Regions from separate parts of the Homo sapiens genome. Here region 2 is linked to region 1. A link is an interaction called in ENCODE POLR2A ChIA-PET data of the cell type or tissue named here. Cell type or tissue: B cell. All regions are shown on one strand.

Region 1 (8,000 bases):
TACCATCTTCCATTCACAACCAAATCAGAGCCCAAGGTTAAAAACATAATCTCTCGGTGTCTTCAGGGTGAGAATGAGCTTTAAAGTCCCATATTTCTTGGGTAATTACTCTTATTATTAATGTTATGTGTAGCAGAAAATGAGCATTTTAAATACCGCATTTGTGAACATAGATGTTTTTCAATGAAAAAAAGCTATTTTGTAAGGTTACTCTAATAATGACCAGATATGTATTCTTATGTCACCACATCTGAAATTTGACCAAAACCAACAATTAAAAATATCACCAGAGGTGCTGGGGGAGGGAAAAATGGGAAGTAGTTGTACAATGGGGATAGCATTTCAGCTTCGCAAGGTAAAAAAAGTTCTGGAGATCTGTTGTACAACAGAACTACTGAACTGTATGTTTTAAAATGGTTAAGATGTTAAATTTCATGTTATATGTTTTTTAACACAATTAAAATTTTGTCAATATTTAAAAAATACTATCAAGGGGCAAATTTCCCTGGAACTAGGCAAATGGGCTAGGTGGGGTGAATTATCTACTTGCAAAAGCCAGTTTTAATTTATATGTGGCATTTATAGAGAATGCTGGTAAAGCTGCCAGAGGGGTCAAGGAAAACAAGCAACGAGAAGATGATCAATGCCTTTGTCTCCTTGAATAATTTTGATTTGTGCAGAATGTCAGAAATCACCTCTCAGAAAAACCTCTTATCATGAAAAATATGGCTGGAGAATCTATGAAAAACATTACTCCCTAACAAGGCTTATTGATTCTCAACACCATCATTGCTTAAACATTGACAAGGCCAAGTTTCTAAATGTCAGATATGCAACAAGGACTGCTTGGATGAAAGTACAAGAGAGGGAAAGATGACTTGTTGAGCTTGCACTGAGTGCTTTACACGTGATATTTCATTTAATCTTGTGAGGTAGGTACTGTTAATTCCCATATTTCCAAAAGAGGAAATTGGATCTGGGAGGTTAAGAAACTTGTCCTATTTCACCAAGAGAGAACTGACATCATTAGAAATGGAACTCCAATTTAAAGAGTCTGATTCAGTTCAATCTTAATTTTCAGTCTAATCTTAATTTGTTACACCATTCTGGAAAGTCAAAAGTGAAATTGAAGGAGAGAAGTATAACTAGTTTCTCCTGCCAGCTTTCATACTCTATGATGGTTGTCATACTCTATGACGACTCTCTATGAACCCCGGTCCCCAGGACTCTAAGCCAGCCTTCTTGAGTGACCATCTACCCATCACTGAACTGCATTAGTCATTATCTTATAATCCATCCTTTCAGCAACCAATCATCAATATCCTAATTCTTAGGCACAGAAAAGAATCTAACAGTCTAGTGAGAAAGCTGCCTGTATACAAAGGTACCTGTCACAATGGGAGTATGCCCAAGGTTCCATGTGGGAAAAATTAAAACACCAAAATGGAGGAAGGAGTTAAAGGAGAAGGAATAGATGGGATATAGTACCTACAACCAGGGGCAATGAGAATTACAAGTGTGTTTTCCATCTTCCAAGTCCAAGGCCATATCCGAGGTCCACCTCTGAATTTTGTGAGCAAGATTCATAAAATTTTTTGGAAATTAAGCAGTACTTAGCATTTTAATTTTTGCCATATTAGTATCTGACACTGACCAAATGACAGACCAAGAATATTTCTTATTCTGTTATTGAGGACTAAATAGGGTTCTTACTTAGAAATCAGGTTGTTGAGGGGTGGGGAGGTGGTGGCTGGTAACAGGGAGATGGGAGCATAAGACTCTATTATTTGTGAAAATCCAAATTTCTTAAGTAATCTTTGTTGGATATAAACTGACAATGTGACCTTTCCCCTATGCATACTGTAAATGTATAACATGGTAGACAACTAAAGCTTCATTCTTTTGTCTTCTTTCATTATTCTTTCATGAATTGGAAATACATCTTCCAATTTTGTATCATGTTTCATATATAAAACATGACAAACCTTGTAATATATAACCTATATAATATATAACCTTGGAATATATAACCTATATTTTATATAATATTATAATATAAAATAGATATCACATAATTTTCCTACCAACTTAATTAGGCCTCCCAAAAGGATTACCTTAAATACACCAAAATGTGATTTGTTGATCATACTTGGGAGAACAGTTTTAAAACTCCCCGTATTGCCTTGGGCTTTCTTTGGATTTCTTGGGTCTGATTTTCACAATAAGTTACAATAGATATGCTGATGGGGGCCCGTGGAATAGGGAGCATCACTGGACAGATCCAGGCTAAGGAAAGCTTGCATTGCAAGTGGGTGATGCTGAACAACTCTCAGGGGGAAAAACAAGAAGAAAGCTAGAGAGGTTCACCAACTATAATTAGCTCCATTAAATCCCTTTAACTGAATTTCTAACATGCTGTTTAAAGAATGGAAACATTTATGGGAAAAGGTAGCACACCCCTTTTTGGTCACTGTTATTGGATGTAAAAAGCAAACTACATTTACAGGTCCCATGGCTATCAAATCTATTTTCTCAAAACAAAGTTTTCTTAGCATTGTTTGTTATCCAGGAAATTTCACAGCTTTAAGGGACCCAGACTTCAAAGTCAAGGAAGTGAATTTGGGGCATGGAAGACTGGGGGCACCGAGTGAAATTACCCATCAGCATTAAAAAATTACTAGATTTTTTTTTCTGGTCATTTGTTGACCGCAGAGTCAGAATAGCTACATATAATTTTGAAAGCATGCATGTATCTTTTTAAAGACGCATAGATATATTCATTCGCTTTATCATTTCATAAAAAATCTGGCCGATCAGACGAATACTGTTTATCAGTTGTTGATGGAAAGAACCTTCCTTTGCTAAACATTGTGTAGGAACAGCAGCATGACCCTTGGGTCATGGGATAACACTTGTGCACTCATGCTCACAGGGGCCTTTTTTTGTAAGTGGCACCTGCTGTGAGGCTCTCCTTATAAATACTGACTGCCTGCAGCAAATCACATATGTTTTAGGCACTAGAAAAACCGACAGGAAGTAATCACTAAACGAAAGACAGAAACAGTAAGGGGTATGTGGGGGGAGGGGGAGAAAAAAAGCCTCCAGTAACTGTTTGGGGGATGTTTGGAGGAATTAATTTAAAGTGTAGAGTATAAGTAGCCTTGCTGTGCTGCTCAATTTGGCCCAGACCTCAGCTCAGCTTAGCTGAGAAGGCACAGGGCATCTAAGGAGGATGGGACGTCGTTACCTAATATGAGTGGGGGCATCAGGCTGGAAAATCCCTTTCATTAGTTTTGGTAGTTTGAAGTCCTTAACAATTTTAGTTGTTCTTGTTATTTTGTGGCATTTGGGTTTTTCCATTGAACACCTTCCCCATGATTTTAAGTGTGAAAATAAATGCTTTTATTGTGGTGCAAACCTTCCTTATTAGCCAAAGACCACTTCCCTTTATGCTTCCAGGGGACTGCCCCCACCACCTGGTGTACTGAACGTTGGATGTTAAAAAAAAATCATGCTTGAGTTTATCTTGTTTTTACACCAGTTTATTTTGAGTGTATTTCAAAGCCATATAATAACATTATTTTATAGACTTCCAATTAAGTGCTAACAAAGAAAATATTTGTCTACTCTCCATTCCCCCAACAATTTCTGGACCTCATTTCAAAGAGATGCATGTTACCTGAATGTTAATTGCTTTTTTTTTTTCCCAGAGAAACCAAAGCATGTTGTTTGTTTTCAGAGGAGTATTTATATTTAATATGTTTACATTGAAGTCACATTTGCTCTCTTCCTTAAATGACTTCTCTAATAACTATTTTTAGCTTACAATCACATTAACAATCTGCCCCTAAAGAATTCCTCAGTCTTATTTTTTATAATTTTTATTTTAATATTTGACAGTTTCTTTGTAAAAAGGAAAGAGCATTTGAAATAATATTGGGTATTTTGCCAAGTCTGTCAAAGGAGTAACACTTCCACTTTCTCAGCTCCGTCTCATTAAAATTGTATTCTAATTCTGTCTTAACTTGGTCTCGGTGCTTCATAAGTCATTGCCTGCTCATTACTTGTAGTGTGGGAGATGAAATTTATTCAAACCTAATAGCTGAGATAAAGAATGGAAAGGCAGGCAGCTGGCAGAAATGAAATTAGCCTATTTTAGTACTTTTCCGGCTGGATTTTTGCACAGCCACCAGTTATGCCATGTGTCAGTTTGCATTTGTGACACTATCTATGTTTAGTTTATAGATTTCCGTTAGTATGATACTCTTAAAATGAAAATACAGGAGATTCTCCCCTTCCCCCCCCCACCCCGCCTTTTTTTTTTTTTTTTTTTTTTTTGTCTTTGGCATTGAAATGTCACTGAGTATCTGAGTTGATAAACGGGAAAACATGATTTTCTATAGTTTTCTATAATTATAGAATCATTAAAATTGCCCAAGAAAGATTAATTGTTTCATTGTGTTACAATTCATATTGGTATGTCTTACAGAAAAGAACATTAATGACAGAGAGTAAATGTTATACCCTCAGCATGGTTTGAGGGGAAATGGATTTAGAATGTAATGTGACTTACAAGCAATTTCAGGTAGAATACAGGAGGGAGCTACGCTTCTAACCTAAACACTCCATCTCCAGCTTTAAATGTCAAAAGAATACACTGTGGAATTCCTAATTCTGAATATAGAGGAGTATTTGAAGAACATTGTCTAAAAGCATTGTACTTTTCCATTATAAATTGAGTTGTTAAGGAATTATATGGTCTAATTACTAAACTTGGTATTTTTGACTACTTTGATTATGAACATACATTGTCATTAGCTAGATAATTAAATTGACTGCAATAACAAGTCATAATTTAGAAATATGTTTGAAATTACTTTCTATATGAAAGCAAAGTCTTTGTTGATCTATGTATGTGATTAATGTCAAGTGTCACGAGTTAGCTGAGAGATTTCAGTGTAAAAATATGTGCATTTATATAAAAGAAAGAAGTTCATTTATACTCTAATTCTTAAAGTAAACAATGGAGCTTGATATGTGCCTAAATGTAAGTACTGATGGATTTTTTTCTGCTTACTCAAAGAAAATATAGGAAGAAAAATACTTTTCTTAGAAATGTGATGGTTATGTTTAGGTTAGGTTTAACCATTTATGCATACAGTGCAATGTTTACACTCAACCTAGAAACTTTACAAATAATATACTTAGATTTAAATTTAAATAGATAGAACCAGTCAAAGTATTACGTAAGATATGTGGACATTTCTGTCAAACCCACTGTAGTACGAAATTACAAAATATTTTATGTGACCAATAAATTGTGCAGATAAGCAGCGGACCACAGTCATAAACAAACTTGTCTTTGTTGTAGGTATTCTCTGGTAACAGTAGCTGGATTAGAAAGGTGACCTTCTTGAGAGCATTTAGCATGGTGGATTTTTATTTGCTTTTTATGTCTTTAGCATTGTGAAATTTTGTTCGCGGTTTTTGTAAACCATCTAGCAGAAGAGTAGGTCAAGTTATAATCTAGGACTAAACTAGAAATCAATAGACCATACAAGGCTAAGCCCTGGTATGATTTAATAAATTCGGTCCAATGAATTATGTAATAAATAAACTATGCAGTGTGTTTGTTTGTGTGTGTGTGTGTGTGTGTGTAACGTAAGTAAATGTCAAATACCAAACTGATGTGGATGTAAACAATTATATATAGGGTTTGTTCCTAAATATGTATTTCTGGATTTCCAGATATACAGCAATCATATGCTATAACTAATATACCCAGATCCATTCGAACTCCATCTGTATCCTTTCTCTTCCCCATCTTCGCCACTCCAGGCACTCGGAATGCACACATATCCCAGTCCTATTGCTTATATAGCCTCTATCAAGCAAATAAAACATAACAGTAATGTGAAAACTGATTTGTTACTCAACTAGAATATTTTTGATGCCAAGCTTGGGTCTACATCAATTTCAAATTTGCAATTTGGGACTCAGAAATTGACAGACTAATGGGCTCTGTCAAGAAACATACTAAAGAAATGTAGCATATGTTCCTACAAAAGACTTTGATCTATATTCTCATTAACAAAACATTTTTCCTTTTTTCAGGCTATGAGAATCTGGTTGCCAATTATACTTAAATTATTATGTTTGGCCCCTTGATTCTTTTATCAACTGGATGTCTTCATAGAAATAACAGCTGCATGAGCAGCACTTTTTCAAAGCAACAAGGAAAGAATCTATTCCCACCCCAGAGTCCCACATTAGCCAGTTCCTTCTCACCAGAGAGGAACAAAAAATATCTACAGAGGCAATGAATAAGAGAGGAAAGGGCTATTATAGATCTATTGTTAGTATAATTCCCTGCTGTGGCCACTGGTCCTTGAGGTTGTGTTCTTTGCTAGGGACTACTGGTTGTATCTGTCCTTTATGGCTGGTGGTAGTGGTTCAAATCTATTTAGCACTAATGGCTGCGGCAGTCAGTGTCAAGAAATTTGGTTGATGACTCAGATTTTGAACTTACCCTCTTCTCTCTTGACATTCTGAGTTCTTCATATTTCAACAATAGTTGCATACCTTCTCATGAATGCCAGCCACATTAAGGCATTTGTGGTATCAGATCTCAAATCTCAGATCTGTGGTATCAGAGAAAGCAGAAGTTTCATTGGACTATTACCACATTATTCTTATGAATAGGCATACCCACACCCCCTCCCATTAGCTTTAATGCATACAGCATAAAACATTATGTATCTGCTTCTCATCACTCTCTGGATCTTCAAAAACTGTTTGCCCTTCTAAATATTTTTTCTTGTCCACTTTTTTTACTTTTATATTTCATTTTCTTTGGATATGATTTTATCTTTCTTTAACTAATTCCAATGTTTGAATCAACTATTGCAATCATAAAAAGTGCCCTAAATCTAAAGATTTTCATGCTCTGAGAGTCCTGATTCAGCATCAGACCTACTAACTGGCCTCTGTCTGTGAAACCTGAAAGGATCTCAAAGAAGTAACTGATTTCTAATCAACAAATACATACCCTCTTCAAAGGCAACATCTCCTCCCAGCTTTTAGAATTTAACATCCAGTATCCTCCCACATTTTTACTCAACCTGGCCTTCCAATCTATTTCTTCTATGTCTCCTTTACCAACATGCCTTTATACTTCCAATATATTAGTTCACTTAGTCATCACAGATGAGCAAACCAACTCAAAAACATCAAGCACCTAGCTCTAAAATGACTTCACCAAAGATACACTTTGACAAAATAGGTCACATTCAAGCATAAGGTATATTTCCAAATTTGTTAAAAAACAAATTTCCAAAAAGATAAAATCATGACTCTCATACAAATATAAAATAAACACATGTCAAAGATTGTATTTAGCTCATTGAGAGAACTGATAAGCGATTGCTAGTTCAAAGGAAAATCCACAGAACAGACACATATATAGATGAAGAATAGTGAAATAAATTCACAAATGTGTAAAAAACTGGTTTCTTCGACAATGGGGAAGACAAGTTGAATCTTCACAAGACAGAATTGATTTGCATGTTGAAGAAAAACATCATTTGCATTACTACCAGTTTTCTACAAATTACTTTTAACTTTACACCGTTGTAAAATGACACATATCCTATAAAGGACCAAGTAATCCTGGAGGTTCCAGCATTTGTTGGAGACAGAAACAAGATTTGTTTGATTCTCTTTGATTCAACAAATGAATGAATAAACACCCTTGATTATTGTATTTAGGATTAATTATTCATTCATTCAACACATACTGTTTCTTACTTACTATACCAGTCCATGTTCTAGGTGGGGGAGACAGTACGGTTAATAAAACAGAAATATTTTTGTCTTATATCCTAACGGGGAAAAATAGAACATAAGTAAATAAATAAATTATAAATATATATTAAATGGTATTAGTGCTATGGAGGAAAATAAAGCAAAACAAGGTAGATAGAATGGGGATAATACAGGGA
Region 2 (8,000 bases), 130 kb before region 1:
GTTGCTTGGTTTTTAAAGTGTGGCAAGATGAAATTCTCAAGTAATTGCACAGTGTTTCCTTCAGGCATTCCTTTCCTTTCTGGTTTCTTGCTTTCTGAACTCATAGCAGAGGCAGTGGCCTTGAGTATCAAAGATCAAGCTCATTAAGATATCATTTTGTCCAAACATGTGCCTTTGCACATCAAGATTAGGCACCTAAGGGACTCACAGAACAAGAGTCAGGCCATAAACGACTTGAGAGAATGTAAGATGACATGAGTACAGTGTTCTAACCTGAACAGATATAAACATTCAGCCAGCTGTGAAGGGAATACTCAGAGGGCAGGCCTGGGGATCAGAAGCTGGGAGCCTAGATCTCTGCTGCTCTCTCCCCAAAGTTGAGCCCCAGAACAAAGGGTTCCATAAAGAACCAAAAGAGGTTTGGGGGTGGCCACCAGAGAACAGACTTGTATCTTGCTTCTCGGGTGAGATTTAAGATGGTGGTGACACCCACTCAAAAGCCCCCATTTCAACATCATGCTGGCCTTCAGAGAGGAGACAAGGTGGGAACCTAATTAGGCATAGCTCATAAATGCTTCCAATGACACAAAGATATGACAGTAATAGAGGAGACAGCATATTTAGACATACATACAGCTACAAAGATATAGAGATATTCGAATCAAAAAGGAAAAAAAAAAGAGAGGGCCTAAGAAAGTAGCCACTCACCCTGAATTGTTCACCCACCTAGTGGGCAGTAAGAGAGTGTCTCTTCTTTTCCTCAGTTTCCAAGAAGAACAAGGAATTAGCTGAGCAGTTGGTGGACCTGACATGAACACATTCATAGTCAAGACAAGCAGTACATGAAAGGAATTTCACGGTCCAGTGACTAGAGAAGAATGGTAACCATGGACAGATCAGCTGTAGACATAACAGGGATACATGATCTAAGAGCAAAGAAATGTTTGCATATCAGTGGAAACCATTGGGATTGGACGCCAATGACGTGAACCACATGTCCCTTCCCCAGTGTCATATAACCATCCTGGAACCAAAGCAAAGGGAGGCAGAAGGTATCCATGAGGGTATCTTGAATAGATAAATATTTTCCCAAAAGGAACTAACAAAAAACAGAAAGTGACATGCTTCATGTTGTTTTATTTTTTTTATTTTTATTTTTTTGCCATGAGAGGGTATGGGGCCAAAAGGCAACTTTAGTGCACCTATAGAGAAACTTTTCTATCATATTTTTGCATGCCTGAGTCACACAATTTATGAAATATGCCCTACCATAATAGCAGTACTTTGGTTGGACACAGGTGGAATTTATGTATTTCCAACCCATGTGGCTACCCTCTTGTAGATATATAAAGGATATACCATGTGTGTACACTTCAAGAGAAAAAAAAAAGGTGCTCTCATTTCTTACCATTTTAACGGAAAACTTTTAACTTAAAATGCTCACCCATGTCCATATTTACATATTTAAACATGCCATGTGAAAACATTTGAAAAGTATTATTTTTATTCCTCCTCCAAATTAGAAATATTATGAGGAATCTATTATTTCTTGCTACAGTACCATTTAAAGAGCTATAATTTCCAACTAACTCTACCATAGTAGTGACTGGATACTCATGCTGGGTAAATCAGACCATATAATTAGTGTGATATTAAATTATTATAAAAGTATATATGTGGTTATCTTGTTACATATCTGTCCTTGCATTATGTAGTTACTAGGTTATACACATGTGTAATCCCATTGTGTAATGTATATAGCATCAATATGTTTCAGATGCATGGAATCAAATAGTCCCAGCATTTAAAACTTGGAACAACTCTAGAAATGATCCAGCTCAACAATATCCTTACACAAATGATTGAGCTGAAGCCAAGAGAAGTTAAATAATCTACACAGTCACATTGTCTCCATTAATGCTGCAGCTAAAATGAGACCCCTGGAATAGCACTGCTCTGATAACTTTAATTAATTTCAAGGTTAATATGCTTCATAAATTGGTATATCAGTTAAGACACCTTAAGCAGCAAATAACTAAAAATGCAATTGAAAATGGTTAAATGATAAGGAAAATGTATTATCTTGAATAACAGGGAGCATGAAGGTATAGTAATTCCAGGGTTAGTTAACTCTATGGTTCAATCACATCATCAAAGGCCTGGATTTCTTTCCATCTTTCTGTTCTCTCATCCTCAGGCTGTCCTTAGATGACTCCCCTTATGGTCATGGGACAACTGCAGCAGTACGTACAGGCACCTCAAGAGCTAGCACAAAAAGAAGGCAACTCTAAGTGTTGCTTTACGAGAACAAAGGCTGTTTCCTGGAAGTACATCCAGAAGACTCACCTGAGTTTCTTGTTGACCAGAGCTACATCCGGTGCTCATGGAACAGGACACCCATAAGAGGCTTAATCAGGACATTAGACAAAGAAATGTGTCCAGCTTCCCCTAAAGTATATGGCCACTCTTAGAAATGTGGATACCTGCAGGAATTAAGAGTCAAGGATGAAAGGGAAAGAAGAAGAAATAATTGGAAAGCAACCAGTAGTGCCTGTCACAGCTGGAGCATGTTCCTAGGTGTAAATCAAATTTGGCTCTCAACAGTACAGAGGAGTATTCCCATGATCAAACTGAAAATCCTTAATAAAGCAAAGAACTATTTCATTAATCATGTGTCCTTAATATAAACCCAGATCATCATATATAAGATTTATTTAAAAAGCACAACTAAAAAAGCACAATTTATTCAGTTGGTTACAATCTACATCAAAGTAACAAACTTTGGGAATTTTTCCTCTAAATTATCCCTTGGCAATTAACAACCTTATTAATTAGAAACTGTTAACACTCCACAGATGAGAAAATTTAGGCTCAGATAAACTGACATTTGTGATTCTCAAAGTATGGTCTCTGGATCAACAGTATTAACACCATCTGGAAACATTAAAAATGCAAATTTGGGGCTCTATCTCAGACCCACTTAATCACAATCTTTGAGAACAGCGCCTTGTAATCCATGGTTCAGCAAGCCTTCCAGGTGATTCTAATACACTAACAAGTTTAAGAACCACTGCCCCAAGTAGCAATTGGATTTGAACACAGGTTGTCTCATTTCCACAGCCTGTTCATTTAATCAGTTTGCTAAACTGCCTCCCAGTAAACACAGAGAAGCCTAAATAAAACAAATTAAGAGAGAATGTATTATACTTCTCTCCATCATAAAAAAGAAAAATAATGGACTGGGTAGAAAATCAGACTAAAGTAGAAAAAAACAGTACCATTTTCTGTATCCATATTTCACTATTGATCCTATTCGTTGCCATCATAAACATGATCCATGTTAATTATTAAGAAAGGGGTAAATAGTAATAACCTGGCCACCCTATGACCTGATTGCTCTGGCCTTACTCTAGGGTGTCAAGCTGAGAGGTGTGGAGGGTAGAATTCTTAAGCAAACTAGACCCTTCAATTAACGGAAGAACTTCTTTTGATAATTTTATATTTAAATGATCTGATGCAGAATTAGATGAAAGTAATGAATCATGAGACAGCCGTGGGTTACTTGAATAGATATTTTTATAATAATTACAGGCATACACAACACCAAATTCTTGAAATTATATTGCCTTGTGTTACAAAGAGCTCATTCTTCCTATAATGGCATCTTGATAGAATGTGGGTGGGCTGAATAGTTCCCAGGGCATTAGCAAAGCAATGACATAAAGTCATTGTTTTATTTTCTGTAGCTCCTCTGGATAGCTTGAAGGAAATTATGTGACTACTCTACAAATGATGGGTAACTGTGAATTCCAGAGAAATTAGTCAAGGGATCGCATGACATCATAAACTAAGAAAGGACAGAGTTTGAGTCCCATTTCATGCAATCAGGACCCTGCAGTCTATTTTCTTTATACTTTGCAGATGTCTCCTCTGTGAGCTATATAATTATTTTGGCTAAAGTTGTACTCTTCTTACTTTTTCATCCTTTCCATTTTCACGCTGAAATTATGAGAAGTAAACACTCTTTTTAATACTTAATATTACATAGAACAACAGCAAATTGAGAGTTTAGGTGTATACATAACCAACCATTTAGGTTTTATTTAATTGCACATTATCTGCTTATCTGAAAACCAAACTGATATCTATTCAGTGTGATTAGCAACACCCTGGACATGTGAGCTCCACATACACAAGTGACTCTGAGTAAACTACAAAATGCCTTTAAGCCCCACTTAACCCAGTAACTGACTCACAGATAGTAACCAATGTGTGTGTATTATGGTTTTTGTTCTTTTCTCATTGCTCATTGTCATGGTAAAAATAATTTGAAAAATATACAGTTGGCATGCATTTTAAAAAGTTTTTGGACAAATATTCTCTGAGAAGTTCTGTCACTTTTAGAACATTTTTAGAAGAGTCTGACTTTTAACAAAAATGATAAGTGTCAGAGCAAAACTTGTATATTAATCACCATATACTCAAGAATGAGTATAGTATATAATGTTTAAAAAAATGTGAACAACTAAATTAGCTTATCTGAAATTAATTGCTTTTGAGGAACTGTACTAGAATACTCTTTTATGTTTTAAATATAGAATCACAGATTTTCTTTATAGTTGTAGATCTAGATGTTTCTTTTTGCCAATTTTTTTTTTTTTTTTTTTTTTTTTTGGAGACAGAGTTTCACTCTTGTCGCCCAGGCTGGAGTACAATGGCACGATCTCAGCTCTCTGCAACCTCCGCCTCCCAGGCTCAAGAGATTCTACTGCCTCAGCCTCCCGAGTAGCTGGGATTACAGGCATGGGCCACCACGGAAGGCTAATATTCTATTTTTAGTAGAGATGGGGTTTCACCATGTTGGCCAGACTCCTGACCTCAGGTGATCCACCTGCCTCAGCCTCCCAAAGTGCTGGGATTACAGGTGTGAGCCACAGTGCCCAGCTTGCCAAATGTTTTCTAAGCAAGATATGTTAATTGCTTTTTTTTTTTTTTTTGAGACGGAATCTCGCTCTGTCACCAGGCTGGAATGCAGTGGCGCAATCTTGGCTAACTGCAACCTCTGCCTCCCAGGTTCAAGTGATTCCCCTGCCTCAGCCTCCCAAGTAACTGGAACTACAGGTGTGCACCACCACGCCCAGCTAATTTTTTGTATTTTAGTAGAGATGGGGTTTCACCATGTTGGCCAGGATTGTCTCAATCTCCTGACCTCGTGATCTGCCTCGGCCTCCCAAAATGCTGGGATTACAGGCGTGAGCCACTGCGCTCGGCCTGCTTTTTTAAATTGTAGCATTTTGCAACATTTTTTTATTTTATGAAGACCTGAAATGGAAAACACTCCAAAGATAACATTGACATTACAAGTGCATTTTTAACCGGCATACTGGCTAACTCTAGATATGCCTTGTATGCCTAGACCTACACAGCTGGTTGTTTAGAATTAGGCTGAGATTGTAGGTTCTACTTTATATCCCTAATTACTTCTCTCCCCCCAGATTGGCAAACTCATTTAGTCTAAAATGTCACCTTGGCAATGAATGAGGTGGGAGGGTTTGAAAAGCTCCGTGGTCACAGCCAAAATGCTGCCTCCAAGAGTTTGTACTTTTTCAATCACTCGGGATTTTTATACTGTGCATTTTAGGGCAGGACATTTTAAAAACAAAACCAGGTTGTTTTCTTTTCTCAGGATTACATGAGGGGTATTATAAATACTTAACCTTGGTAACTGTGGGTTCTCAACCAATGTGCCAAGGATTCGTTTTAGGCTGAAATGATTTTGTGAAGTATCATCACAGGACAATGACGAATATTAATCACCTCTAGTTAAAATAAAGAATGCCATGAAATTAACTGTGATATTTAAGCTTAACTTCTTTAAAAACTTTTCTAGATATTCACTGGAATTTATCAGAATGAATCAAATAAATTCAACAAACTCAACAAGATTGATGTGATGGTTAATTTTCTGGGTCGACTTGAACAGCCATGGGGCACGCAGATATTTGGTGAAACATTATTTCTGGGTATGTCTGTGACTGTGTTTCTAGATGAGCATTTGAGTCTGTGAGTACAGCAGACTGCCCTCCCTAATGCGGGTGGGTATGAATCGAACAAAAAGGCAGAGAAAGACACAATTTGTTTTCACTACCTGACTGTTTGAGCTGGAACATCAGTCTTTTCCTGCCCTTGGACTGGATTTACACCATCAGCACTCCTGGTTCCCAGGTCTTCGGATCTGGACAGTGTTTATGCCATCAGCACTCTTGGTTCCCAGGCCTTTGGATTTGGACAGGGCTTACACCATCAGCACTCCTGGTTCCCAGGCCTTTGGATTTGAACAGGGTTTATACCATCAGCACTCCTGGTTCCCAGGCCTTCGGATTTGGACAGGGTTTATACCATCAGCACTCCTGATTCCCAGGCCTTAGGATTTGGACGGGGTTTATACCATCAGCACTCCTGGTTCCCACGCCTTAGGATTTGGACACGGTTTACACCATCAGCACTCCTTGTTCCCAGGTCTTTGGATTTGGACAGAGCTTACACCATCAGCACTCCTGGTTCTCAGGCCTTTGGATCTGGAGAGGGTTTACACCATCAGCACTCCTGGTTCCCAGGTCTTTGGATTTGGACAGAGCTTACACCATCAGCACTCCTGGTTCCCACGCCTTAGGATTTGGACACGGTTTACACCATCAGCACTCCTCGTTCCCAGGTCTTTGGATTTGGACAGAGCTTACACCATCAGCACTCCTGGTTCTCAGGCCTTTGGATCTGGAGAGGGTTTACACCATCAGCACTCCTGGTTCCCAGGTTTTCCTGGGTCCCCATCTTGCAGACAGCAGAGTTTGGGACTTCTCAGCCTCCATAATTATGTGAGCCAGTTACTTATAATAAGGTCTACTTATTATATCTAATAGTTCCAACTTTTAACTTCATAGTTAACTAATAAGTAGTTCACTTTCATTTTAATTAATGCACTTTTTCCTAATACAAAAAAAGTATACTTTTTTCTTAATACAAAAAGCAGAAAGTAAAAACTCATAATCCCACCGTCTGGAGGTAACATTTATTAACATGTTGTTTTTATACTAACACCGATACATATACATCTTTAATGGAAACAATCTTACATAGATGCTGGTTTTAGACGTTTATCAATGCCTTTTTTGTAAACTTTTTATTGAAGTATTGACATACATACAAAAAAGTGTACAATTCGAAGTAAACATACCCATGTATATTTCAAGAAACAGAACACTGCCAGTATCCATGAAGCCCTGGCAGGCCTACTCTCCGTTACTACCCTCCCCCAAGAGTAGTCCTCAACCAAATATGTAACATCATAAATTTCCTTTGTGTGTTTCAGACTTTTGTACAGTTGGAATCGTGCACTGTGTATTCTTACATACCTCACTTTTTTCTTTGCTCGATATTTTGTTTGTGAGTTTATCTAGTTGCTGTGTGAGGTTGCAGTTGATTTCTTTCTATTACGGTATAGAATTCCATTGTTGTACCTACTGTTTTTAACTGACGGTTTACCTAATTACAGTATTTCTATGGAAATACATATTCAACAAGCATTTTTCAGGTACCTATTATTTTCCTCATTCTGTACTACATATTCTAAATGAATATTACTCATTCACTCTAAATATCTAGTACACAATATTATCTTAAATCTCTGTAATACTTTTTTCACTATATAAATGAACCATTCACTTTGTTTTTAATGATCCTTAAATGTGGTAAAGAAAAAAAATGTTGTGCTTCCATATTTAGAATTGTAGAAAGGAATTTGTGGTTCAGTGAAAAAACTACATTGTCTAGACCCTAAAGGATACCCCACAGGGCTATCTGATCGAGATTCCACAGACATGATTTTACAACTCTATAAATTGTAAGAAACTTACAGCAAAAAAAAAAAATCTAATCTATAGACGTGCAAATTCTGTCCTACTGGAGATAAACAAATAACTTCTCTCTCCATATACATATAT

What was found. Peaks named below come from ENCODE experiments on the same cell type or tissue, not always from the same donor. Only the 100,000 strongest peaks of a DNase experiment are listed, where the experiment ranks them.
Region 2: POLR2A ChIA-PET joins it to region 1 with 17 read pairs; 2 of 35 experiments call an interaction of 5 or more read pairs at or near these places.

What each region holds. Positions count from the first base shown.
Region 1 is chr5:125,001,543-125,009,542 of GRCh38, reverse strand. No RefSeq gene overlaps it. Among named protein-coding and RNA genes, the nearest start is that of ZNF608, 260 kb to the right of the region's middle. RefSeq lists a silencer at 2,922-2,971 and an enhancer at 5,936-6,694. In B cell, no CTCF peak of the experiment used is centred here; DNase peaks (open chromatin) are centred at 3,072, 3,222, 4,032 and 6,611; H3K4me3 peaks cover 1,264 bases; H3K27ac peaks cover 2,078 bases.
Region 2 is chr5:125,130,621-125,138,620 of GRCh38, reverse strand. The region is part of intron 2 of LOC101927421 (a long non-coding RNA gene); the gene reads right to left. Among named protein-coding and RNA genes, the nearest start is that of LINC02240, 360 kb to the left of the region's middle. In B cell, no CTCF peak of the experiment used is centred here; no DNase peak of the experiment used is centred here.